4 separate regions of the Mus musculus genome follow, and regions 1, 2 and 3 are each linked to region 4. The links are chromatin loops, found by intact Hi-C in ENCODE. Cell type or tissue: heart. All regions are shown on one strand. Links, peaks and the distances in the headings refer to the core of each region. The heading gives the core; the rest is flanking DNA.

Region 1 (6,310 bases), core at 1,311-6,310, 90 kb before region 4:
TTATTTGATTAAGCTTCTGGACTGTTTTGTAAAGTGTGGCGGGCTAGACTGGCATAGGGGTGACGCAGAGGTGGAAGGCAGCGACCTGCCCCCAAGGCTAAGGGTAACGTGCTGCTTCTATTTTTTGCAGTCTTCACTTTGAGAATGGTGAGAAATACTGTTTTAAATAAATGAGATTCATACCATTGTGTAGCTTGTTCTGCTCGACCATGGGTTTTTACGCACCGCCCCCTGGAAGTCTCGCCATGGGAAATGTCACATGCAGAGGCCGCCCATGGCCATCTTCTGGTCCTCAGGTACCACTTACAGCTCAAATGTGTTTCAAATCTCTTTTATTATTAACATTAAACAAATGTTAACCTTTGTGTCTGCAGTCAAGGTAAGTTCGCGTAAGGGAGGGAGACCCAGGGCTAGGAGGGCACAGCAGACTGGTTCCTGTACTCGTGTGCGGAGCCAGGACATGAGTCCTCAGCCCACTTCCCACCTTATCCTGCACATAGGTTGGTCACAGGGAGAACATGGACTGTATTTCCCCTATCAGGCCAGGACACCTGCCTAACACGGTGGTAATGGATGGCATGACCCAGGCTCTGTACTTTAGGGAGGTCACTGGCATGGGCAGGCCTGTACTAAGTTACCCTTGATGGGGCCATCAGGCTTGCTCTCCCATGGGAGCTTGCCACTGCTTGGCCCAGCTGGAAAGGACGGCGTTTCCTGTACATAGACCCGGACCAATTTGGGGATAATTTCTCGGTGAGATCTGAGAATCTGATAAGCAGCAAGTTTCTATCAACAGTGACTGTCCTGAGGATGGGTTTTAATTATTTGCTATTCTAGACAAGGTCTACATCTTGGGCAGGTAGGGGCAGCCTGACCTCTGGCTCAAGGCTCTATGCAGTGGCCTGAGCAGATGTTGGTCTGCGCATGGGACAGTGTTGGGCTGGAATGGCAGGCCCACCCTCCTGCCCACCAGGCTTCAGAATCGCTATTTACAGGCCAGTGGCTGGTTAAAAAATGAGTGACAGGAGGTGACCCCAGAACCATGACGGGGCTTTGGTTACCTGGTTTGGTTTGTACAGAGCCCTCAGACGTATTGAGACCCCTGCTGGCAACCTTTGTAACACTGAATTCAGTAACTCCTGGAGATAAATTTACAAGTGCCAATGAAGCAGGCTGACTGTCTCAGCTCTGCAGCAATGCCTGTCAATGAGGTTGGAGTTCTACTTGTTTAATCAAAAGGTAAAAATTGGGTCATTTAAAAAATATTTAATATATTTTCATAATTTACACTGCTTACTGGATTTGCATGCTCTGATGCAAACTTACATAATATAATGAACATCATAATGCTACTTAAGAACACAGGCTTTATAAAATAAAACTCTGGTCTTATTTGCATTCAGCTACAGAAAGCCAGACATAAAAGCATACACCGACTATCCCTTATTCTGGCTATTTCCTTAAAAATAAAAATTTAAAAATTTGAGCCAAATTTACTGCTTTTTGAATAGAAAAGAAAATATTTCAAATGATTGATTTATTCACTAAGCTACTCATTTACCTTAAAGACAGAAATGTGTAAACCCACCTCTGTCAATCTGAGAAAGTACATTGATTTGCTCAAGTGGGGCTTCATTGACATCAGGCACTCTGCAATCTTTGACAGTGCCTGCTGTCCAGCAATGTATACCTATCGCCCTGTGGGTGAGAACTCGAGTAGAGGGACTGGCACTGTCCCCTGCATCTTCATCGGATGATCGGTGCTGATCGGTCATTTGTCACTGTTGGCCGGAGTTTCACGGTGGCAAAGGGGTTTTCTCCACTATAGGGGAGGAAAGTATAAAAATTGACATATTCAACCCCCCCCCCCCCAAAAAAAAAAAGAAAAAGAAAAAAGACCTCCATGGCAGGACTTTGATGTTGTGTACATTATGGGGTGTTGAGATTGGAATTGAGTGTTTCTGTGGGTTGACCACCAAGTGCCCAAAATAATCTGTCTGTCTTCCCCTCTGGTGCTGGGGTGTGCTGGGGTTACAGATGCATGCTCTGGGTGTTGGGGGTTTGGACTCAGGTCCTTTTTATGCTTGTGTAGCAAAAATTATTCAATATTGCATACACACCCAGGACTGCCCGTTCTGAACACAGAAGTGTGCGGCAGCTTACTATGCCTCGCTAGGGAACAAGTCACACAGGCTGCTTTAGTCTCCTGTGGGACAGGCTACCCTGCCATGGGTTCTGCTCTGTCCCTCTCCACCCCATTCCTGGACTGTAAAACTAGTGGTGACAAGAAGGGTGGCCTCAGTTTCCTCTGTCTGAGAAAGGCCTATGGGGCACCACTGGCCACTTCCTAGCAGACAGGACAACGTTCCACTGACCTTGTGCACAGGGTATACATACCTGAGGAATGGCGGCTTTGCGGTCCCGTTGGCATCGCTCTGGAAAGGACAAAGATTATGGAAGGCTTGAAATCGGTACACTCTTTTTATAAGATCCACAGGTAAAGACAGGCAGAGGTAAGTTTAGCCACCCGTGGGGCTGGAGATAGGGATCCGTGAATGATGCTGTTGGTGTAGATAATCGAGGTCAGTTCCCAGCACCTACACAGAGGCTCACAAGCACCTATAACTCCAGCTCCAGGGGATCTGGATCCTGGAATCTGCACTCAGGCTCAAGCACACACACGTAAAAATACATCTTCAAAGCTATTCATGTTTAAAAGTATCCTGTGATCTCACATTGAGATGACTACCTCATATCTAAAGTATTTCAAAAGAATAAGCAAAGGAGAGAAAACAGTTTAGAACTTAGAGCATTTCAGAAACTGGGGGACTAGATGCCTTCAAGTGTGGCGACTGTTCACACACAGGTCAGTATGGAACATCCTGGATGCTCAGAAACTCAGGTCTTACTGAATTTAAACACAACACCAGAGCATAGCGTGGAAGGAAACACTTACAGATAGGGCCTCAGACCCACGTTGTGGTGCTATGGTGACTGGGCTCCACACCCCTTTTTATTTCCTTGGACTTTTTTTTCCCGGTTTTAGAGCTTTATTGTAGAAAGGCAGGAAGAAAGAAGGTAGAAGGAGAGGCCAGCCATGGCCACGTGGAGAAAGGGGGAAAGGGGAAGGGAAAGAGAGAAGGAGGACTAGAGAGTAAGAAAGGTGAAAGCTAAAGAGGACACACCCCTTTTTAAAGTGGCATCCTCAATAATGACATGAAGGTTACTTAGTTTGGGAGACTGATGCTAACTGCAGACGCCAGCCATCTGGGGACCTGGGGAGTGGCTTGATACAGCACTTACCCTTGCATGTAGGAGTTCTGGGTTCAGTGCTGGGGAAGGAAAGACCAACAAGGGGTGGGGGCTTCTGAAATGAGGGTCTGTCCACGTTCTGCAGGTGTGTGGCAGGTCACGGGTGTGTCAGGACCACCTTTCTGGAATTCTAAAAGTTCTACCATCTTAAAGTCTTTCCGTGCTGTTCCTCTGAGATCACTCTGAGCACATGGAGCTAACTCAGCAGCACCCAGCAGAGGACAGAAGAATGTCATCTAATGCTCTGGAGCCAAGCCAAGCTGTCTCCAAGTCCTAGAAAGCTTCCTAGTTTCTCAGTAGTCTTGGGCACTTGTAGATTCAAAGGAAGTGCCTCACATGCTAGTGTGTGTTCTGAGGCTGAAGCCTGGGCCAGGACTGCCACAGGCCAGCATCTCCCGAATACTGGAATTCACCTGATAGATACACTCTCAGCCAGAGGCAGGCTGGAGGCACCTGGGCCGTGACCTCAGCCTCTGGGTTGCCTGGAGTCGGCACAGTCATCTAGCACAGGACTTAGTGTATACTCATCACAAGCACAAAGCCACTGCCTGGCTTGGCACATTTTAATCAGGCTTCAAGTGGTGTGAAGTGATTTCTTCCTGCAGGGCACTCTGTTTCTTTAGCGGGCCTCTGGACAAGTCACCTCTGATGTAACTTCATTTGATAGGGATCGTTAAGAGCCAATTTATGATTTCTTTTTAAAGGACATCAGGAGGTCTGGCCTGTCGATTGCCTGCTCAAATTGCTGGCATGATTGGACTGCCTGGAGCAGTATGCCAGGCAACAGTCTGAGTCTGGAAGGAGCCCCTTGGTGCCCAGAAGTCAGACCAGCAATGCAGCCTCGCAGCCCCAGGCTGCCTCAGTTAACATAAGCAGACTCTTCCCATAGAAAAACACTCCCTTCTGTTTTCCTCTGGGCAAACACTGACCTATCCTGTGTGGCCTTAGAAGGACAGCACCAGATCCTCAACTGGAGACTAGCCTGCTCTCTACCCGACAGCACCTGCTGTAACCTCCTAAAACCACACGCTCAGTGCGTTTTAAGGTGCCTCACCACACTCTGAACTCTTACAGCCCCAGGTAGAAACGACCAAAAGTCCGGCAGGAAACCAGCACTTGACTTTTATGCATTCTGTCCCTGTGAGATCTCAGTGCCAGGCCATGGGGATCCTGGCCGTAGAGAAGAGACAGTAACTATGGGGCACACAGGAAGTCCCGGTTTTCTCAGAATGATGTTTCTTAATCTGTTTCTGATTCTACAGTCACTTCAAGAAAATTCACTTTAAGGCCAGGTCTGGTATCCGGTGCTCGCATGCCCAGCCCTTGGCAGGCTAAGAAGAGAAGAGAAGAGAAGAGTCTGAGGCCATTCTGGGCCACATAGACCCTGACTCAATTCCCAAAGATCTCGGGATGTAGTTCAGCTGGTAGGCCCTGGGTTTCATTCCCAGCACATCATAAACTGGCCATGGTGGCATCAAGCTATAATCTCAGCACTGGGGAAGTGGAGGCAGGACGATCAGAAGTTCAAAGGCATTCCTGGCTACACAGCAAATTTTATGCTAGTGTGGGTGATATGATTTTTTTTTTAAAGATTTATTTATTATATCTAAGTACACTGTAGCGGTCTTCAGATGAGGGCGTCAGATCTCATTACAGGTGGTTGTGAGCCACCATGTGGGTGCTGGTAATTGAACTCAGGACCTTCGGAAGAGCAGTTGGTGCTCTTAACCACTGAGCCATCTCTCCAGCCCGCGATATGATCTTGTTTATAAAAAATGAAGAAAAGGTGTGTAGTCTTTATGTGTTATTCCTGTGCTTGGTGCATGCACTTGTATGCTATCCTTTAATAAAGTGTCTACTTGAAAACCAACTAAAGGCAGGTCCCTGACTTAGGTGATGTGGTGTGGTGGTCCTCAATAGTGTGAAGTGATACAGAATAGAAAAGTATACTGTGAATTTTGGATGTGGTCTTTCCCTGGGCTGGTGATAGATGATACAGTCCTTTCCCATGGGATGCGCTGTGTAGTACTGAGACAGCTTCTGGCACTCTGCAGTATGCTGTCTTACTAAGCTATGATGGGCCACAGGTTAGGTGACGATGTGTTTTCAACTTCCCACAGATGTTTCAGAGCATAATGCCACCACAAAGGTCCACAAACATCTGCACTGGGAGTTTTGAGGCAGCTTTTCCTCTGCTGCTTGAGTTTTTCAGTAGTCTGAAAGTGTAACTTTCCTTTGGAGTGACTCCCCTGCCTCACCCCTCCAGCACCACTCTAATTTCTAGACTAACTTTTAGTGCCGTCCATCAGAGTGACTTCAAAATACACCATTATTCTTTGCCCAGCTCAGCTGTCATACCTCCCACTTCCTAGTCAGGAATGACTGCTGCCCCCAAATCTGCCCTCCCCACTTCCCTTTCCTTGCAGTTGGGGATACCATGGCAGACAGGCAGGGCCTGTTACCCAAGCTGTGTCATCTGGCAGCCAGTAAGGTACTGGTCCCTAAGCACACAAAACAAAATGGGATGATTCTGGCCAAGCCAAGGTGCTCAGATGGGGCCAGGCAGGCCATTAGGAGAGTGGGCTATCTTGTCCCTAAAACACCAGGGCAGCGGTGGCCTTTAGACTGGAAAGGGAGATGACAACCGGAGGTTGTCCGTGTCCATAAGGTAACAGGCAGAGTCGAGGTTTCTTGTGATCCTGCTCACTCCAAGAATGCAGACCCTCTGACGACCTGGTGTCCACGGTCGCATACACTGGTTACTTGCCTTCTGTCCCACTGTCCCCTTCCTAAGGTCTTTGTGGAGATGCACAGCGCCAAGAGCTTGATCCCTTACAAGATGGTCTTGGGTTACCCTAACACAGCTTATTCCTTAGGACTCAGGAAGATACTTTCATAGGATTAAAGGGCTGGACGACCCCGGGTGGGCTGGGTCCCGCTGAGAAAGCCTAGGGAACCTGGAACACCTAGTAAAGATGGCCATTTCAGTATGATGACA
Region 2 (6,327 bases), core at 673-5,672, 130 kb before region 4:
CGTGCGTGTGTGTGTGTGTGTGTGTGTGTGTGTGTGTGTGTGTGTGTGTGTTTGCCATTAGGTATCTTCCTCAGATACTCTCTATACTGGCTGGTTGTGTGTGTCAACTTGACACAAGCTGGAGTGATCACAGAGAAAGGAGCCTCCCTTGAGGAAATGCCTCCATGAGATCCAGCTGCAAGACATTTTCTCAGTGAGTGATCAAGCGGGGAGGTCTCCTAGTGGGTGGGAGCATCCCTGGGCTGGTAGTCTTGGTTCTATAAGAGAGCAGGCTGAGCAAGCCAGGGGAAGCAAGCCAGTAAGTAACATCCCTCCATGGCCTCTGCATCAGCTCCTGCTTCCTGACCTGTTTGAGTTCCAGTCCTGACTCCTTTGGTGATGAAAAGCAATCTGGAAAGTGTAAGCTGAATAAACCCTTTCCTTGCCAACTTGCTTCTTGGTCCTGATGTTTGTGCGGGAATAGAAACCCTGACTCTTTCCTTCTTTCTTTCTTTCTTTTTGTTTTTTGTTTTTGTTTTTCGAGACAGGGTTTCTCTGTGTAGCCCTGGCTGTCCTGGAACTCACTCTGTAGACCAGGCTGGCCTCGAACTCAGAAATCCACCTGCCTCTGCCTCCCAAGTGCTGGGATTAAAAGTGTGAGCCACCAGGCCTGGCTGGCTCGCTCGCTCTTTCTCCTTTCTTTCTTTCTTTCTTTCTTTCTTTCTTTCTTTCTTTCTTTCTTTCTTTCTTTCTTTCTTTCTTTCTTTCTTTCTTCCCTCCCTCCCTCCCTCCCTCCCTCCCTCCCTCCTTCCTTCCTTCCTTCCTTCCTTCCTTCCTTCCTTCCTTTCTCTCATTCTCTCATTCTGAATCGGAATGTCACTGATTTAATGATACTATGTAGCTGGCTCAGGAATCCCCTAGTCTCTGGCTCCCAGTTCTTGGATCACAGTCCTGCATTTAGCTTTTTATGCAAGTGCCAGGGATCAAACTCAGGTCTTCAGGTTTGCACAGTAAGCACTTCACTGACTGAGCCATCTGTCTCCCCAGTCCCCTCTCTACAAGATTTTGAAGTATGGTTTCATGTAGCCCAAGGCATGGCCCAAACTTCAGTCCATGCTTGGGGATGGCTGTTAGCTTCTGATCCTTCTACCTCCACCTCCTGGGTGCAGGGCTGGGGACAGAGCCCTGGGCTTTTGCTTCCTCAGTGATACTCTGTCAATTACCAACAGAGCTAAATCTTTATCCCCAGGTAGGACTTAAATAAACTGTTGTTTTAAAAACAAAAATCCCAGAGGCTCAATTTTACCAGTAAAGACTTGGGAGCCAGATGTTGGTGTGAAAGCCACTAAGCTCAAAGAGGCAAAGAAAGCACCCAGCTGACCTCCCCATTCAGCCCATGTCCCAGAAGGAAGAAGGTCCGCCTCCGCCTCCTCCTCCATGTCTTAAATACCTTCGAATCAATGCCCCGCCCATCTACTTCCTTCCGTTCACGCCCTCTCAGCTGGTTGGTTGCTCCACCTCTTGACCTATCTTTGATGTTGTTAACAGAAAGCTCTTGGGTTAAAGATGTGCCCTAGGGCTGAGCCACACCACAACAAGATTTTTTTCCAGTTCACACTCTCGGGGTTCACAGTGTGATCAAATATCCTGCGACAACTGTATGAGTCTTAGGTGTACACACATGAGTATGCATGTGTATGGAAGCCAGAGATCAAGGCCAGGTGGCGTCTTCTTCTTCTTAACTCTCCCGCATGTGTGTTCAAGACAGGGTCTCTATCAACACAGAGCTCATTCAATGGCTGGACTAGCTGGCCAGCAAGTCCTCTTCCCACGTCACTCACACTGGGATTACAGGTGCATGGTGCGGCACCTGGCTTTTTGCCACCAGTGCCGGGGATCCTTGTACATGCGTGCACGGAGAGCACTTAACTGAGCCATCTCCCCAAACCTCACTTTTGTAGTATTTTCTATTAACATGAGAAATGTCAAAGGTCAAACTTTGGATAATGTGTTCTGTGTGTGGTGTTGGAGACTGCACATTCTAGGCAGGGGCTCTACCACTGAGCCACACCCCAGCCCTTCACTGGGGAATTCTAGGCAGGGGCTCTACCACTGAGCCACACCCCAGCCCTTCACTGGGGAATTCTAGGCAGGAGCTCTACCACTGAGCTACGCCCCCAGCCCTTCACTGGGGAATTCTAGGCAGGGGCTCTACCACTGAGCCACACCCCAGCCCCTCCCTGGGGGATTCTAGGCAGGGGCTCTACCACTGAGCCATGCCCCAGGCCCATGTGTTTGCTTAGTTGGTTAGATTGCTTGTTTTGTTTTTCTTAAGACAAAAATCTCAGATTGACAGAGGGATTACATTTGTGACAATTTTCCTACCGTGGCCTTCTGAGTACTAGAATTGCAGGAGCAAACAGGCCCAGCCCCTGTGTTGATTTTTTTTTTTTTTTTTTTTTTTTTTGTTAAGGTCCCTTGGCTTGTGGAGCTAGTAGGCTCATCCCCAGGGAGTTTTTCTAAAGAGGAAGGAAAGGAATGACTAAATAGAAACCTGAAGGCCAGGGGTGTTGACATTTGGATATAAAGTTCTCCCAAGAAGGCATATGTGTTGAGTGCATGTTCCCCAGAAGGTGGTGCTATTGAGAGATGGGCTCATATGGCATCAACTTCATATCTGGCCTCTTAGGAAGCAAACAAAACCCCTAAGCAATGCATGGTAGCACACATCTGTAATCTTAGCACGTGGGGAGGTTGAGGAAGAGGATCTTGAGTTAAGATCAACCCTAACCCTAACCCTAACCCTAACCCTAACCCTAACCCTAACCCTAACCCTGAGATCAATCTGGGCTTTTTTTTTTTCTTTTTTTTTAGTCTCTCTCTCTCTCTCTCTCTCTCTCTCTCTCTCCCTTTCTCCCTCTCTCTCATTTCTTGAGACAGGGTTTCTATGTGTAGCCCTGGCTGTCCTAGAACTCACTCTGTAGACCAGGCTGGCCTCTTGAACTCACAGAGATCCACCATCTAGTGCTGGGATTAAAGGCGTGTACCACCACTGCCAGGCTGTGACATAGTATCTTTTTTTTTTAAGATTTTATTTATTTATTTATTTATTTATTTAACGTATGTGCGTACACTGTCGCTGTCTTCAGACACACCAGAAGAGGGCGTCAGATCTCATTACAGATGGTTGTGAGCCACCATGTGGTTGCTGAATTGAACTCAGGATCTTTGGAAGAGCAGTCAGTGCTCTTAACCACTAAGCCATCTCTCCAGCCTCTACCATAGTGTCTTAAGAAGCAGAAGCCAGGGGCAGGTGAGATGGCTCAGTGGGTAAGAGCACCCGACTACTCTTCCAAAGGTCCAGAGTTCAAATCCCAGCAACCACATGGTGGCTCACAACCATCTGTAACAAGATCTGGCGCCCTCTTCTGGAGTGTCTGAAGACAGCTACAGTATACTTACATATAATAAATAAATAAATCTTAAAAAAAAAAAAAAAAGAAGCAGAAGCCACTAAGTAGACAGTAGGACCTGTTGAGGGTAATCAGGCTTCTGGGGACATGTTTTTGAAGGGTACACCTTGCCCTGGACGCTGCCTGTTTGCTGCTTCCTGACCCCCAGGATTTGAAGCAAGCTCATTCCTGCCACCATGATACCATGATACAGTGCCTTGCTTCGGGCCCGATGTGATACTGCCACAAACCTTGGACCAAAGCCACTTAACCAGTGAGCCAAAATAAAAATTTCCTCCTTTTAAGTTACTCTTCTCAGATGTTTGTCACAGAGACACAAAGTCCAAGTAACATAATGAACAACATGGAGTCAAGGCAGCCAAAGGTCAGATGTTAGGCAACACCTCAGAGTCCATCAGGAGCCATCCAGCAAGCATGACTGGGGGGCTTCTGCACCATCAGGTGCGACTTTGGCAGGATAAATGGTTACACAGTATATATGATCTTACGTTGGAGAACCCAAAGTTAAGGTCAAAGTCCCGGGTGGCTCTCCTCCGAGTCGAGTCGGCGCAATGGAATGGAAGCCCCTTTCTCTTGGGTCTTCCCTTTCTGTGACTTACTGTTTGGAGAGTGTCCCTGAGCACAGGTGCATGGCTTCCTCTGAAGAATGACCTTGTAGAGAGCTGCATAACTCAGCGCACACCCCTACCCTGGGCTTCCCACCCACATGATAACTAGGTGCTGTATTAATGTGACCAGTCAGCCCTTTCCACCAGAACCCTGAAAAGCCCTATACACCCTGCCCCCGGAACAGTAAAGTAGAACTTAGTGTCACTGGAAGTCATCCGAACCCTGCTTGCCACCTCTGCTCCCTCTGTCCTTGAAGGCCTGAGGGGCGGGGGGGGGGAGAAGGAAACCCGCAATCTTACCAAAAGTACAACAGAGAACAGAGAGCTCCCTACACCACTGCCTTATTTTTTCCAGGGATAGTCATTCATTAGCTGAGTGTGTAGTGGTTTTAACACGAAGTCTCCAGGGTCTTCAATAAGCCACTTACATTGAGACGGTGTGTGTGTGTGTGTGTGTGTGTGTGTGTGTCTTCGTGTTTGTGTGTATATGTGTGTGTGTCTGTATGTGTGTGGGTGGGTGCATGCACACTTGCGCATGTGTGTGCTTTGTATACTTACGTCTGCACATGTGTGTGTGTGTGTGGGGGATGTGCTAGAGAAGGTCAGAGGTCAACTTTAGATAGCTTACTCTGTTGCTCTCCACCTTACCTTTTGAGACCTTGAACTTGGAATTTGCCATTCTGCTAGCCTGGCAGACCCACAGGCCCCCAGAATCTTCTTGTTTCTGCTTTCCCAGAGCTGGGGTTACATGGACACATTGTCACAGTCATATTTTATGTGGGTATTGGGGATCCGAATTCAGGTCCTCCTGCTTGTGTGTCCCAGAGCCTGGATCAATGTTCTTTAAGCGAGACATAAACCCGTAGGCGCACAGGGAGAGCTAAGAATTCCTAGTGTTGCCTGGCAGTGGTGGCGCACACCTATAATCCCAGCACTTGGGAGGCAGAGGCAGGCAGATTTCTGAGTTCGAGGCTAGCCTGGTCTACAAAGTGAGTTCCAGGACAGCCAGGGCTACACAGAGAAACCCTGTCCAAAAAAAAAAAAAAAAAAAAAAAAAAAAAAATTCCTAGTGTCAGAGAGGATGAAAGGGCTTTTAAGAAGATGTTTCCAGTACACATAATCACAGGTTAGAAGATCGTGTGATGGTATTTCTCATCTCCTATAAGTGTGCTATAAAATGGACTGTTCTATAAGCTATGGGTTCAGTTTTGGGGCTCTTGTTAATTATAAGTAAGCACTGGGGACTTCTGCGGGTGAGCAGTGAGTGTTAACTGTCAATTTGACAGATAAAGACTCACCAGAACTCTTGGGTCTCTGAGCATGCCTGCGGGGGATTGTTTTGACTGAGTTGAGGTGGGAAGACCCGCCCACTGTGGGCGGTGTCATCCCCTGGCTGGGATCCTGGGCTGTATATGAGGAAGAAGGGGGCTGAGCAACATCCAGCGAGCATTCTTTCACCTCTGCTTCCTGATTGTGGATGGGGTGTGGCCGCTGCTTCAAGCTTGATTTCCCCACCAGGATGGACTGTACTCTGGAACTGTGAGCCAAAGTAAACCATGTCCCCCTTAAGTTACTTTTGTCCAATTTTGTTTTTTGTTTTTGTTTTTTAAATCACAGCAACAAGAAAGAAACTAAAACGATAGTCCTTGATCTGGTCTCATTAGTAGCCGCTGGTGGTTTAAACAATGGCAGCTTTAGCTGGGGTAGATCTGTGATTACACAGCACCATAGTAGAAAGCCAGGGGAAATTAAAGGTTTTCATTAGTTTAGTCGTCTGAATTAGCACATTCCATCAGCCCTGAGTGCCAAGAACAGGGTACAAAATGGGCATGTTGGAATGTAGGCCAGATTGTGCAAACAGACTGAGCAAGTTGCCTGGTATAATAGATCCCCTATCACCATGCAGTTGGGTAACTCCCTGTCTCGTTCTAAATCACTATTCTATTGCTGGGAAGAGGCACCACGGCTAAGGCAACTATTACAAGAGCCGACACGTAATTGGGGGCTTGCTTACCGTTTTAGAGGGTGAGTCTATTCCTGGTGGAATGCAGGCAGGCTCTGGAGCTGGGCCTGTGGGCTGCATCCCCGTAGGTAGAGAAAGACTGAGCTCTACATGGGCTTTTGAAACCTCAAAGCCCAGGGACATACTTCCTCCAGAACTGCCACACACACCTCCTAATCCCAATTCTTTCAAATAGTGCCACTCCCTGGTGACTAAGCATTCAGATAGATGAGCCCTATGGGAGAGATTTATTTATTTATTTATT
Region 3 (5,000 bases), core at 1-5,000, 68 kb before region 4:
GGGGAGACTGCAGCAGAGACAGTGTTCTGCCTCGGATCTCCTGGGATGATATGGAGTCTCTGGAACAGAGACTACTCAGGGCAAAGGAGCCACCCCCCACCCCCACCCCCGCAGCAGGCAACATGGTGACCACCTGGTTTGCAAGGCAGCTCTCGTACAGGTGGGGTCTGGGCTTAAGCTTTGCCACTTTCCTCTGAAAGAGGAGGAGAAGAATTTCTCTGCCACTGCACCTGCCTCAGAAACCACACAGGTCTTATGAATATAAGTAGGAAACTAGGAACTCATTTGGGATGGCTGCCACTGCCCTATGAAACCACAACAGAATGTACTGGTGGACTGCTTGATAGCCAGTAGCTAGACCTAAAGGAATTTTTATGGCAAGCTGGACAGCTGTGGATGAGAAAGGATGAGACAGGGAGCCCCTGGAAGAGTAAGAGAAAAGGGAAAATGAGCACAGAGCCCATGGCTTCAGCTGTCACCAGTGCACAAGTGCCTCAACCACACTTAAGAGCATTTTTGGACATCTGCTTCTCAGACTTGCCAGCCCAGCCCTGCTCCTCCCTCATCTTCCATCTCAGAAATGCAGTGTGCTCCCAGACTGTTCCCAGTGTTCTATGTGTAAGAGTGAGCTCACCGGCACCATGCCTCCTCCTAACCCCTCCTAACCCCAGCCAGCCCGTCATGGTGGGAAACCTCTCACCTATGTGTCATGCCCATGACAAAGTCATTTACTGTGCACTGGTGCCACTTGGGAAGAACACAAACCTTACTAACCCATATCTGTGCCTGTCCTACCCTGAGAAGATGACAGACACGCTGGACAAACTGAAGTCATAGACATGTGCTTTCCAAGTCCACTCAACAAAAGTGGAAGATGGCCCCCACACAGATCCAGCTGGCTAGGTCTCTTAGGAGTCTCCTCCACTCCATCCCTGTCCAGTGCATTCCTCATTCCTCTGGAGTAGGTTCTCTCTTGGGTCAACTTTACATGGTGCCAGAGGTCTTTCTAAAAGCAAAGAACAGGCAACCTCCCTGTTCTCTCCAGTGTCCCAGATAAAACAACCTGTGATCGATAAGGGGAAGGCCTCCATAGACAAGTGCTGTGTAACCCTGGGTATGATGGGCACAGAGAACTGCTTGTACATAACCTGGAGAAGTCACAGGCCACCAGGATCCAAGAACACACACTGTCCCATAAGCTAATGTGCCGGATAAAGGAGAGCTATGGCAGAAAGGAGTCAGGGTTTTTAACCAATCAGGTTCATTAGCTCCCCACCCCAATGATGCCAGCTAAAATTTCCAAAAGTCAATATAAAAAGACAAGCTAGACGCTCACAAGAGACGTCTGCAGCCTGGCCAAGAATATAACTACATTACTATGTCACTTCAGATATGGAAACATTCAGACTTACTTTAAATCTATTTTGAACCATAAAAAAAATCCCTTGTTGGAGATTAAAAAAAAAAACAAAAACAAAATACACTTCAATTATTTGAAAACTAAGCACTCAGTTCTTGGCAAGTCACATCTTCTTAGAAAAGAAAATGTACAACTGTTTTGGCTGAAACCATCAGGATTCTGTTGGGAAGCACAGTGGCCACGTTTCTTCCTAACGTGACCCTTCTTGAACTGGGTTTCCGCAGCCTCACTCCAGTGCAGACCTCAGAGCACGGCCCTGAGAGCCGAGCACAGCTCTACTCAGGACTCGGCCTTGCCAGCCCAGCTCACTTCCCACGGGTTCCCGCTGTCCATACTCCTGTGCGGTTTCTGCCACCTCAGACAGATCAATGAAATGGGCCATTCACAGAGGCAGGATGGGGAACCCTGACCTGGTTAGTCTTGGCCACCACGGTCTGTGGAATTCCAAAGTTGACCTCCCAAGTCCTTGGTTTTAGAAAACTGACCGAGACACACCTTGGTTGTGATTGTGTAACCTGCAGAAGAGTACCTTGAAACAGACACAAAATTGCTTTAGGTTAAGTCCATAGACGTCTACTCTCGGTTTGGGCAAGTGTTACTTCAGGAATGAAAGCATCCTGCTCTGTGCTGTTGTATGCCCCATGCTCTAACCAATGTTTTCATGAATTATACTTGAGAAGGAGAAAGGACAGAGAACCCTGAGGAGGAGCTGAGAAAGCCCAACCCAGACTCAGACAGAGCAGAGTGCATGCCCCAACAGGAAGCCATGCTGCAGGCTGCACCAACCCTCTCCTTTCTCCTTTCAGGTTGGGAGCCAACATCTCAGGAGGAAATTCACATCATTATAGCCATGTGACTCAATCTGAATAAATTGGATTCTTAATGGGGGCAATAATAGGGAATTTATTGTTAAAATTAAAAATTCTCGCAGTGCTGTAGATGGAACTTGCCATGTGGACAAGTTCTGTACTGAGCCACAGTGCTGGCTAAATCAAAGGGATTTAGGTAAAACATGGACACAACAAAACATTTCAAATTCCTGAGTTCAACTGAGACAGTGCTCACAGCAACTGTTGCAAACAGCAGTATTACTCTAGGTTTTAGGAATATAATTTAAACAATACTTTGTAATGGCTATGCATGTGGCTGGTAGGCAAAGTGACCTTAAAATGTTAAATAATAAGACTTAAAGAAAATAGCTGGTCAGGCTGGAGAGATGGCTCAGTGGTTAAGAGCACCGACTGCTCTTCCGAAGGTTCTGAGTTCAAATCCCAGCAACCACATGGTGGCTCACAACCATCTGTAATGAGATCTGACGCCCTCTTCTGGTATGTCTGAAGACAGCTACAGTGTACTTACATATAATAATAAATAAATCTTTGGGTCGGAGCGAGCGGTTAGGCAAGGGCTCATCAGCTGAGCTACATTCTCAGTTCACACTAGAGTTTCTCTACCTGGTCTTTGACACAGGCTCTTGTAATATAGGCCGTCTTCAAACTTACAATCCTCCTCTGTCTACCTCCTAAGTGCTGGGATTGCAAGCATGCACCACCACACCCAGCTGGTCTATTAATACACTTCAGTGAGATAAGGCTTTACCAATTCACTGTAAGAATGTGGAGGAGCCAGATGGAGCCTGCCAAGGATAGAGGCAGCAAAGAACACATGCTGAATTCAGGCAGACATTTAAAAGAGAGAGAGAGAGAGAGAGAGAGAGAGAGAGAGAGAGAGAGAGAGAGAGAAAGAAAGAAAACCAAGCCCAGTTCTTTCCATTTATATCTGGTCACAGATAATTACAACACATTTGTTATTTCCAGAGAGTGCAGGGTAATGGCTGAGTCACATGCTACTTCCTACATGCTACTACAAGTGGGATCAGATAATAAAATGACGCTGTAGAAGCCAACCTACTACTGGCCTGGAGTCATACTGTGTGGACTGAAGTGAAAATGACCAAAAATGTCACTGGGAAAATGTATAGTTTTTCTGAGTGGGTTTTTTTTTTGCTTGTTTTTAGTTTGTTTGTTTGCTTGCTTGCTCATTTAAGACAGGGTTTCTCTGTGTATCCCTGGCTGTCCCAGAATTCGATCTGTAGATCAGGCTCGTTCAGACTCAGATATCCACCTGCCTCTGCCTCACGAGTGCTGGGAATAAAGGTGTGTGTGTGCCGCCTGTGCTCGGCGGCTTTCCTGACAGTTTTACAGGTAGCAAATGTGATGAGGAGAAACTACAATGGGGTCTAAGAAGGGAAAGGCTGGCTGCCAAGCCTGGCGACTGAATTCAATCCCGGGATCCAGTTGGAGGAAGGGGAGAAGCAACTCCTACAGCTTTTCTTTGACTTTCACATGCAAAATAAATAAAGTGCAATAAAAAATTAATCAGAACAGTGAAGGCAGAAAGCAAAGCCCACAGATGTGCTGCTGAACTGACAGGTGTGTGCTGAAGAGGCACAGCACCTACCCTAACCACAAACACCTGAGCACACTCAGGATGATCCACTGCCTTTAAACCGGGCTCTTAGCCCCTGGAGGCAGGCGGTGGCTCTCCTCTGATCAGCGCTTCTTTAATCCCAGTACTTGGGAGGCAAAGGCAGGCATATCTCTGAGTTCAAGGCCAGCCTGGTCTAAAAAGTGAGTTCCAGGACAACCAAGGCTACACAGAGAAACTGTCTTGGAAAACAAAACAAAACCCCCCAAAACCCCAAACCAAACCAACCAAACAAAATCCCAACCAACAAGTCAAGTAAATTTGCAACAATAGAAGAAAAACTTCACAAATAGCAGCATATCTGTACAACAGAGCTTAGCTGGGTCTCACTCTTGACTTAACCAACTGAAGCTACAGCTCCAATTAATGTCTTGTAACATCATATAATTATTCTGCCAGTGTTCCCCAAAATAAACAAATAAATGACCCGGAGGGGTATGTCACAAGAGTCAGCTCGTCAGATATGGGGTATTCTAACCTGAGCATCAAAACAGTGAAGGACGGCAACAAACTATAGATCATGAAAGGATCTGCCAGACTTGGGAAATCACCATTTAGCCACCATCATAGGAAAGACTGTTAGAGCAAAAATCACTAACAGTTGTAAAGTTAGGATGAGGAATAAGTTAAGATTCTTGTTAACAGAAATGTTTTTAAAAACCAATGAACTGGAAAGCAGACAGTGACTTTATATGGAAGATGAGAGGAAAGTGACCAGTATGCTCGCAGTTGATACTCACCAGATACAAAATGGCTTGGATAGGATTCTAGCGAGGACAAAGATTTGGCACCTAAAATACCTTGAGGTCCTGGTCCAGACTCAACCTCTGCTTAGCATTTATAAAATAGGTTTACAGTAACATACTGTAACTGAATCTAACTGAATGAAATGTATTTACCTATTTACACTTAGTGTGTGTGTGTGTGTGTGTGTGTGTACATGCACGCACACATATGGAGGACAGAAGATGATGACTTAGTTGGAGTTTGTTCTCTTCTTCTACTATGTGGGATTTTGGAGATTGAACTTAGGCTTTTACCCACTGGGCTATCTCACTGACCCCCTCATTTACCTATTTAGTATTGGAGGAGG
Region 4 (6,208 bases), core at 1-5,000:
TCCAATCACCCCCATAAATGTAAATTTAAGTGTGCATCTCCTTAGAGTCAAACTATGGGCTAGCAGCCTCCACTTTGTTTTATAGATATAGAAATCTCCTGTCTAGTGCTGTGATTTTTTTTAAATCCCATTATCTCCACATTAAAAACAAAACAAAACAAAACAAACCTGACCCCAAAATATTAACAAGGAAATCCTGGTTAAAATCAATTGACATTTAGCGAGCTTTTGAAATGTTTCAACACTTGGGGATGGAAACCAATAACACACTGGTTTCTGATCTTCAATCTATTACAACCTTTCAAAACTGAAAATGAGCCAGTATGGCGGTGCACACTTCCAACCCCAGCATTGGGGAGGCTGAGACCAGCCTGGGATACATAGCGAGTTCATAGGAAAGCTAGCCTAGACTACATATACAAGAGTGTCTTTAAAAAAAGAATAAGGAAAAAAACAAACAAACAAATAAACAACAACAACAACAACTAAATAGCTAGGAGTTGTAGTGCTTTAACCTCAGCCCTTGGGAGGGGGCAGAGGAAGGTGAACTTCTGAATCTGAGGTCAACCGGGTCTACATATCAAATTCCAGGCCAATCAGGGCTACATAGTGAGACCCTGTCAGAAAACAAAACATCCCCAAAAGGACTAACTATGCCTTACGTCTACCAATGCGGATAACCAAAACAACAAAATCAACAGTCAACAACAACCAAACCAACAAAATCAACAGTCTTCCTCTTACTCCAGCTCTGTGGGTAGAAAGACAGGCCAAGGTGGTTCATTTTTGTGGTACTGTAATCTGCCTGCCCACACCAACCAAAGGTTTCTCAGTCAGAAGTGAGAAAAAGAACAGTTTGCTCAGGGCATCTGATTGCTTGTCTAAAGTTGACATTTTCTTTCCAGACCAGCAAGATAAACAATCAATTGTGTTTGAGAAACTTAACTGTGCCTGTGTTTTCCACTGCAGCAGATGCTCGGATTCCACGCACAGACTACAATAAATAACCCACATTCCTCAGTTATGGTTTTTCCTTGACTGAGTATTCATCTGAGTATCTTGTCTCCCCCACGCTAGGGCATTTTACTTCCATACTCTGTCGACACCCCACACCCCAGTTCTACCGGCTTCACATCATTTAAGTCTGAACAATGCCAATCCAAATACAAGGCTTTAAACATTCAAATTTCTGGCATTTCTAAAAATTATCATTTAATTAAGGAAGCACACTAATAGGAACAGGTTTTGGTCACAGTTGTGAACCTTCAAAATCATAATAATACAGTCTACTTTGTCTATCTAGAATAAATGTTATAGTGCACACATGGAGGGGTGGATATGATTTGGAGCCACAATGAATTCTGAAAATATTTTCATGCTGCTTTAAAATGATTTTCCAGCAACTCAATAAATTCTGATTTCAGGAACTAAGACCTTGCAAATCTAGAAACTCAATTTTAGGGGTGAAAAAAAAAAAACTAGAGAAATGACCAAAGAGTGGGTGAAAAAAGAATCTAGAGAAATGACCAAAGAGTGGGTTTTAATCATGACTACAAGTAAATTTAGAGAACTTTAAATCTCAGGGGTTCAGTGGACCTAAGTGGAATTAAAACAAAAGTTGTTTTGTATTCTATTAATAGCAGATGATTAAACGGATATCTCATTTCAAATGGAATTCATTTATAAGTACTTAAACTTACTAAACTGGCCACTAATCCCATGTCTGTTTCTGGAAAAATTCTCTCACATAACATGCCAGTTAAGCGACCAATCACCACACGTTCTGTCAGCTTAAGTCAATTCTTATTAAAATCTCAGTGCTCTCTGACTCCAATAACCTCCCCAAATCATGAACGTAGAAACAGTCCAACTGCGGGCGAACATGCTCATAATAATTGTATATAGATGTATAAAACTGTCAAAACGCTAAACAAAAAGTAATCAAAAGCCAAATCGAACTTAAAAGCTACTGTATGAAAGAGTCCAAGAGGGCGAAGGCGTTTCAAGTCTTCCCAGGAGCAGATTCCCTGGCAGCCTAGAAAATTCCCTGAGCCGAGGGAGCCAGGCTCACCTGGCGATGGATTCCTAATTACGGAGGAGTTTCTCCCCTACATTCTTTCTTTTCTCCGAGGAAACTCGAGCTTGTCTCTTTTCTCTCTCTCTTTTGGATCTGGGGAGGGGTTAGCCCCAGCGGTCAGACCAGCGCAGTCACTGACCACAAAGAGAAGTTGGGGGAGGATAAGAACCTCTCGGGGACCCCGCGGATTGTCGTCCACGTCTCCAATCCCCTTCCCCCAACACGGGAAATGTGGGGTCCCTGGGAGTCTCCAAGGGTCCAAGGGGGAAGGGGAGGCCCTTATCATGTAAAGTCCCCACTTTATCTCAAAAGCGAAAAAGAATCTCGACCGACCCCGCTGGCGACAATGGTCAGCTGCTTGTCCGGGCTCACGTTCCTGGCCTCGAACCCTGGAGTTCCCAAGTCTCCGGGCCTCCCAGCCTCCGCCCTCAGCCTGGAACCACAGAGTCCCGGATCCCCCCGGTCTCCCGTCTCGAGCTCCGCAAAGTCCCACACTTACCCGGTACGTGTTCTCCGTGAGCCGGTTCACCTCCTCCGGCCCCCGAGACATGGCTGCAGCCTCCGGGAGGGCGAGCGCGGGAGGACGCGGCGGGGCCTCGTGGCCGCCGGGCGGCGGGAGCGCCTAGGACTTGAGACTGAGTGGTCCTTGAGAGTCGGCCGCCGCCACAGCTGTCAGCGGGAGAGAGTCAGTGCGCGTCTCTGCTGCCAAAATGTCAAAACTTTGCGGCGCTTCGGTCTGTAAGGAGCTGCGAGGTAGACGTAGCCTGCCAAGGCTGGGACGAGCAAAGGGACGGGCAGCCCCACCTGAGGCGGGCGGAGTGGGCGGGGCCGTACGGCCAGAGGGCGGGGCAGCCCCACCTGAGGTGGGCGGGGCCTAGGCTGAGTACTCTAGAGTGGGCGGGGCGGCCTCGCGCGGAGACAGCCTGGTGGGAGGGTCGATCTTTTGGGGCAACCGGGGGAACCTGGAAGAGACTTGTTGCGCTAGGTGGGCGTGGCCTAGGGGCTTGCTAAGCGGAGCAGAAGCCCGGCCAGCGCGCCGGACTGATTGGCCCCAGCTGAGACGTGGAGCGGGGGTGGGGTCTGAGAGGCCAACAAGAGGGAGAAGCCAAGGGGAGGGGACGCGCCCTTACTCCCCCCACCTGAAATGGACTGATGGGCGTGGCCTAGATGGCGGATGGGCGTGGCCGAAACAAGAAGGGACGGAGTGAACGAAGTCGCCCTAGCTGTGTCCGCCAGAGTGGCACCGCAGAGTTGAGCCGGTGGGCGCGGTCTAGCAGACCGATGGGCGGTGCTGAAGCGAGGATGGCGTGGTTTAGACAGCCCCAGCTGAGGCAGGCAAGGGAATGGGAGAGTCTTCCTCGTGTGGGCGTGGCTGAGCAGCCTGGTGGGCGAGGCTGGAGCAGTACAAGGCGAGGTGGCTGGACCCAGTGGACCAGGCCATCTCGCCTAAGGCTTGGCAGTGGAGGTAATACCTCTGTTCGCCCTCTCCCGGCCCTCCCAGAGTTCCAGCCAAGCCCCTACACTGTGGTGTCTTTTAGAACAGGACCTGGACCTTTGGGCTTCTAGGTCTTTGGTCTAGTGTCCGCCACAAGGTGCTGGCTCTGAAAGCTCGAGGCTCACATCCTCCGCAGGTGAATCCTCTAAGCTCTCTGCCTTTGAGTAACTTCCACATACCTCCTACGAATCGGTTTCCCTGATTGAAGGTCCACGGGGCATGGTTTCTCATGGATGGAGCCACCCACAATTTTGAAAGTTCCGGGGTGCCAAAAAAAGTAACTAACGCCAAGATCTGATTACTGGAATAACAGAACATTAAGAATAAGTTTAAAATCCCATGCTTTACAACTATGTAAATCACAAGACTGTCTAAAAATTTCCTCTGTGTGTGTGTGTGTGTGTGTGTGTGTTACAAGAAGTCAACCTTGGGCGTCATTCCTCAGCCGATATCTACTATATATATCTTGGAGACAGAGTCTCTTACTGAAGTAGCTAAAAAGGATAGACTGATGGCTATCAAGTCTCCACAAGCCCCATGAATCCACCTGTCTCCCAAATTCCCAGCACTGGGAGTACAAGAGCATATCTACTGTATGTAGCTTTTCACATGGGTTCCGCAGATGGAACCCAGGTCCCAATGTTCGCACCACAGGCACTTTACAAACTGACCCATTTCCTCAGCCCCCAGGTCGGCTGAGGCGTCTAGGATGTCTGTGCTTTCTTTCATCTTGTAGAGGCCATGTAGGTGTGTGGCTCCTGGCACATTATTTAAAACTTTTATTTTATGTGTAAGCTACTTGGACTGCATGTATGTCATCTGTGACTGATACATATATATGTACATGCCTGGTGCATATGTCAGAGGTCAGAAGAGGGCTTCAGATTCCCTGAAACTTGGGTTGCAGAAGGTTGTGACCATCATGTGGGTACTGGGAAACAAACCTAGGTCCTCTGGAAGAACAGCCAGTGTTCTTAACTACTGAGCTGTCTCCCTAGTCCTTCCTGGTGCTTCCTGTTGTCTACCCAGTCACACCCAACCCAGCTCTGAACATGTCCTAGAGTACACACCTAGGACTGAGGTGACCCAGACTCCAGGGCCACAGCAACCTTCTCCTAGCAGAAAACACACTCAGCGCTTGAGACTTGAACTCAGCCGGAGTGGGCAAGGCTTTATTTTTAAAAGCTGTCCAGGTACGATTGCTTTGTTTATGAGCTTGGAGGATACGAAGCTTCTAAACTGCTCCAGGATAAAGTTCACTGGGAAATACACACAAAGAAAGCACTGTGTGCCCCAGATGGAAACACTGAAAGTATGGGATGACTCTGGACTTAGAACAGACACAAGCACTTGGACTCTGGGGCAGTCTTATCACGTTTTGCAGGCTATAAAACATATCTGGCTTGGGAAGCAAATGGTGGTTGGTGTGGGTTGCATGGTGGAGGGAATAACACCTCAGCCCTATGTTGGAGGCAGTGGGAGACGCTCCCCATGTCTTTAAAGGATCTTTAGGAGCTGGCTCAGAAAATGTGCCAACTGGGGTTCACTTGTCATATGCGGGGTGGTAAGCAGGACTCTATAATTACTACCATTACATATTAGGGTTCACCAAGGGTGTCTTCTGGCTTTTATTTGAACTTGAAAACTCCTTGTCTTTCCTTGGCAGATCCCCTTTTTGTCTCAGAACCTCTTTCTGTGTCTTCCTTCTGACGAATGAGGTCATTTCACCCTCCACTGCCAGGCAGTCATCCGAGGAGCTGGAAAGAGAGCGGAAGCTTAACCTTTAACAGCCCGCAGCTTGGCAGCACCAGTTCCGAGCCAGAGAGGACAGTTTAACAAGCTGTCATAAAGCCAGTGAGGATCTCAGATGGCCCAGTTAGATCGCCATGGTTGGAATTTGATCAGAGATTGAAGTTCTCAAGTGTATGCAAATCTTTGCATTGATTATCTGGGCATATCAAACTCAACTTTGTGGAAATAACTTCCTACTTACGATCTTCCTGCTTCCTGAAAATCTTTTTAGAATGGCCAGTTTTGTATTTATAGAACCCAAGGCCTTGCTTATGCTAGGCAAGTGTTCTACTGCTAAGCTGTGCCCTACGCCCTCATAGGGGGATTCTGGCTGGGTAGGTACTCAACCACAAAGCTATGACTTGAGCAAGAATGGTCAGTTTTAAATCTGTCCAGACATCAAGCCTAAGGCTTCCAGTCCCAGCTCTGGGCTAGGCACATAAATAAATTCCTAGGAGGTCTTTGTTGAACGAAAGAACAAGTGGATAATGGATTATTTTTCCTAGTGCCAGATATTCTGAGTATATGTGAATGTGGCAGTGGTAGGGTTGATTGAGGAGGTAGAAAGAATTGGGCTGGACTCATCTTTTAATGCAAATGCAGAGGGCAGAATTTAAGACTTGAGTTGAGTGCTGTAATAGAGATACAGTCGATCATGCCCATAGACAAAAAGGTGGGCTCAATCTCAAAAAAAAAAATCCATTTGGACTCATTAAAGGTGCTCCTTATTGCATGCACACTGGAGATCCCACGAGCTCTTGGATGCTCTTGGACCTTAGGTGCTCATCAAGAATGGAAGAAAGTGGATCGATAGAAAGTTTTGACTCAGTAGAAGGTAAGGTGGG

The links. Peaks named below come from ENCODE experiments on the same cell type or tissue, not always from the same donor. Only the 100,000 strongest peaks of a DNase experiment are listed, where the experiment ranks them.
Region 1: it touches region 4 in a loop (2.2-fold over the local background); 6 of 42 quality-filtered maps call a loop at or near these places.
Region 2: it touches region 4 in a loop (2.1-fold over the local background); 2 of 42 quality-filtered maps call a loop at or near these places.
Region 3: a loop joins it to region 4, with 2.2 times the contacts of the local background. A loop is called at or near these places in 4 of 42 quality-filtered maps.

Annotation. Positions count from the first base shown.
Region 1 is chr5:144,264,211-144,270,520 of GRCm38, forward strand. Baiap2l1 (BAI1-associated protein 2-like 1) reads right to left here. Exons shown (of 14, transcript NM_025833.3): 13 at 2,398-2,435; 14 at 315-1,822. The coding sequence ends at 1,747. It overlaps Bri3 (brain protein I3), which reads left to right. Exons shown (of 3, transcript NM_018772.4): 3 at 1-363. Among named protein-coding and RNA genes, the nearest start is that of Gm38675, 8.9 kb to the left of the region's middle. In heart, for the core only: a CTCF peak has its summit at 3,526; DNase peaks (open chromatin) are centred at 3,471 and 3,741; H3K4me3 peaks cover 232 bases; H3K27ac peaks cover 836 bases.
Region 2 is chr5:144,228,989-144,235,315 of GRCm38, forward strand. No RefSeq gene overlaps it. Among named protein-coding and RNA genes, the nearest start is that of Tecpr1, 8.5 kb to the left of the region's middle. In heart, for the core only: CTCF peaks have their summits at 2,600 (motif pointing right) and 3,375 (motif pointing left); no DNase peak of the experiment used is centred there.
Region 3 is chr5:144,286,959-144,291,958 of GRCm38, forward strand. All of the region lies in intron 3 of Baiap2l1 (BAI1-associated protein 2-like 1), which reads right to left. Among named protein-coding and RNA genes, the nearest start is that of Gm15708, 12 kb to the left of the region's middle. In heart, for the core only: a CTCF peak has its summit at 2,785 (motif pointing left); DNase peaks (open chromatin) are centred at 663, 1,653 and 3,003; H3K27ac peaks cover 3,301 bases.
Region 4 is chr5:144,355,215-144,361,422 of GRCm38, forward strand. Baiap2l1 (BAI1-associated protein 2-like 1) reads right to left here and starts at 2,898. Exons shown (of 14, transcript NM_025833.3): 1 at 2,577-2,898. The coding sequence starts at 2,627. It overlaps Dmrt1i (Dmrt1 interacting ncRNA), which reads left to right and starts at 2,709. Exons shown (of 2, transcript NR_102374.1): 1 at 2,709-2,830; 2 at 5,239-5,791. In heart, for the core only: CTCF peaks have their summits at 2,695 and 3,342; a DNase peak (open chromatin) is centred at 3,117; H3K4me3 peaks cover 2,171 bases; H3K27ac peaks cover 1,782 bases.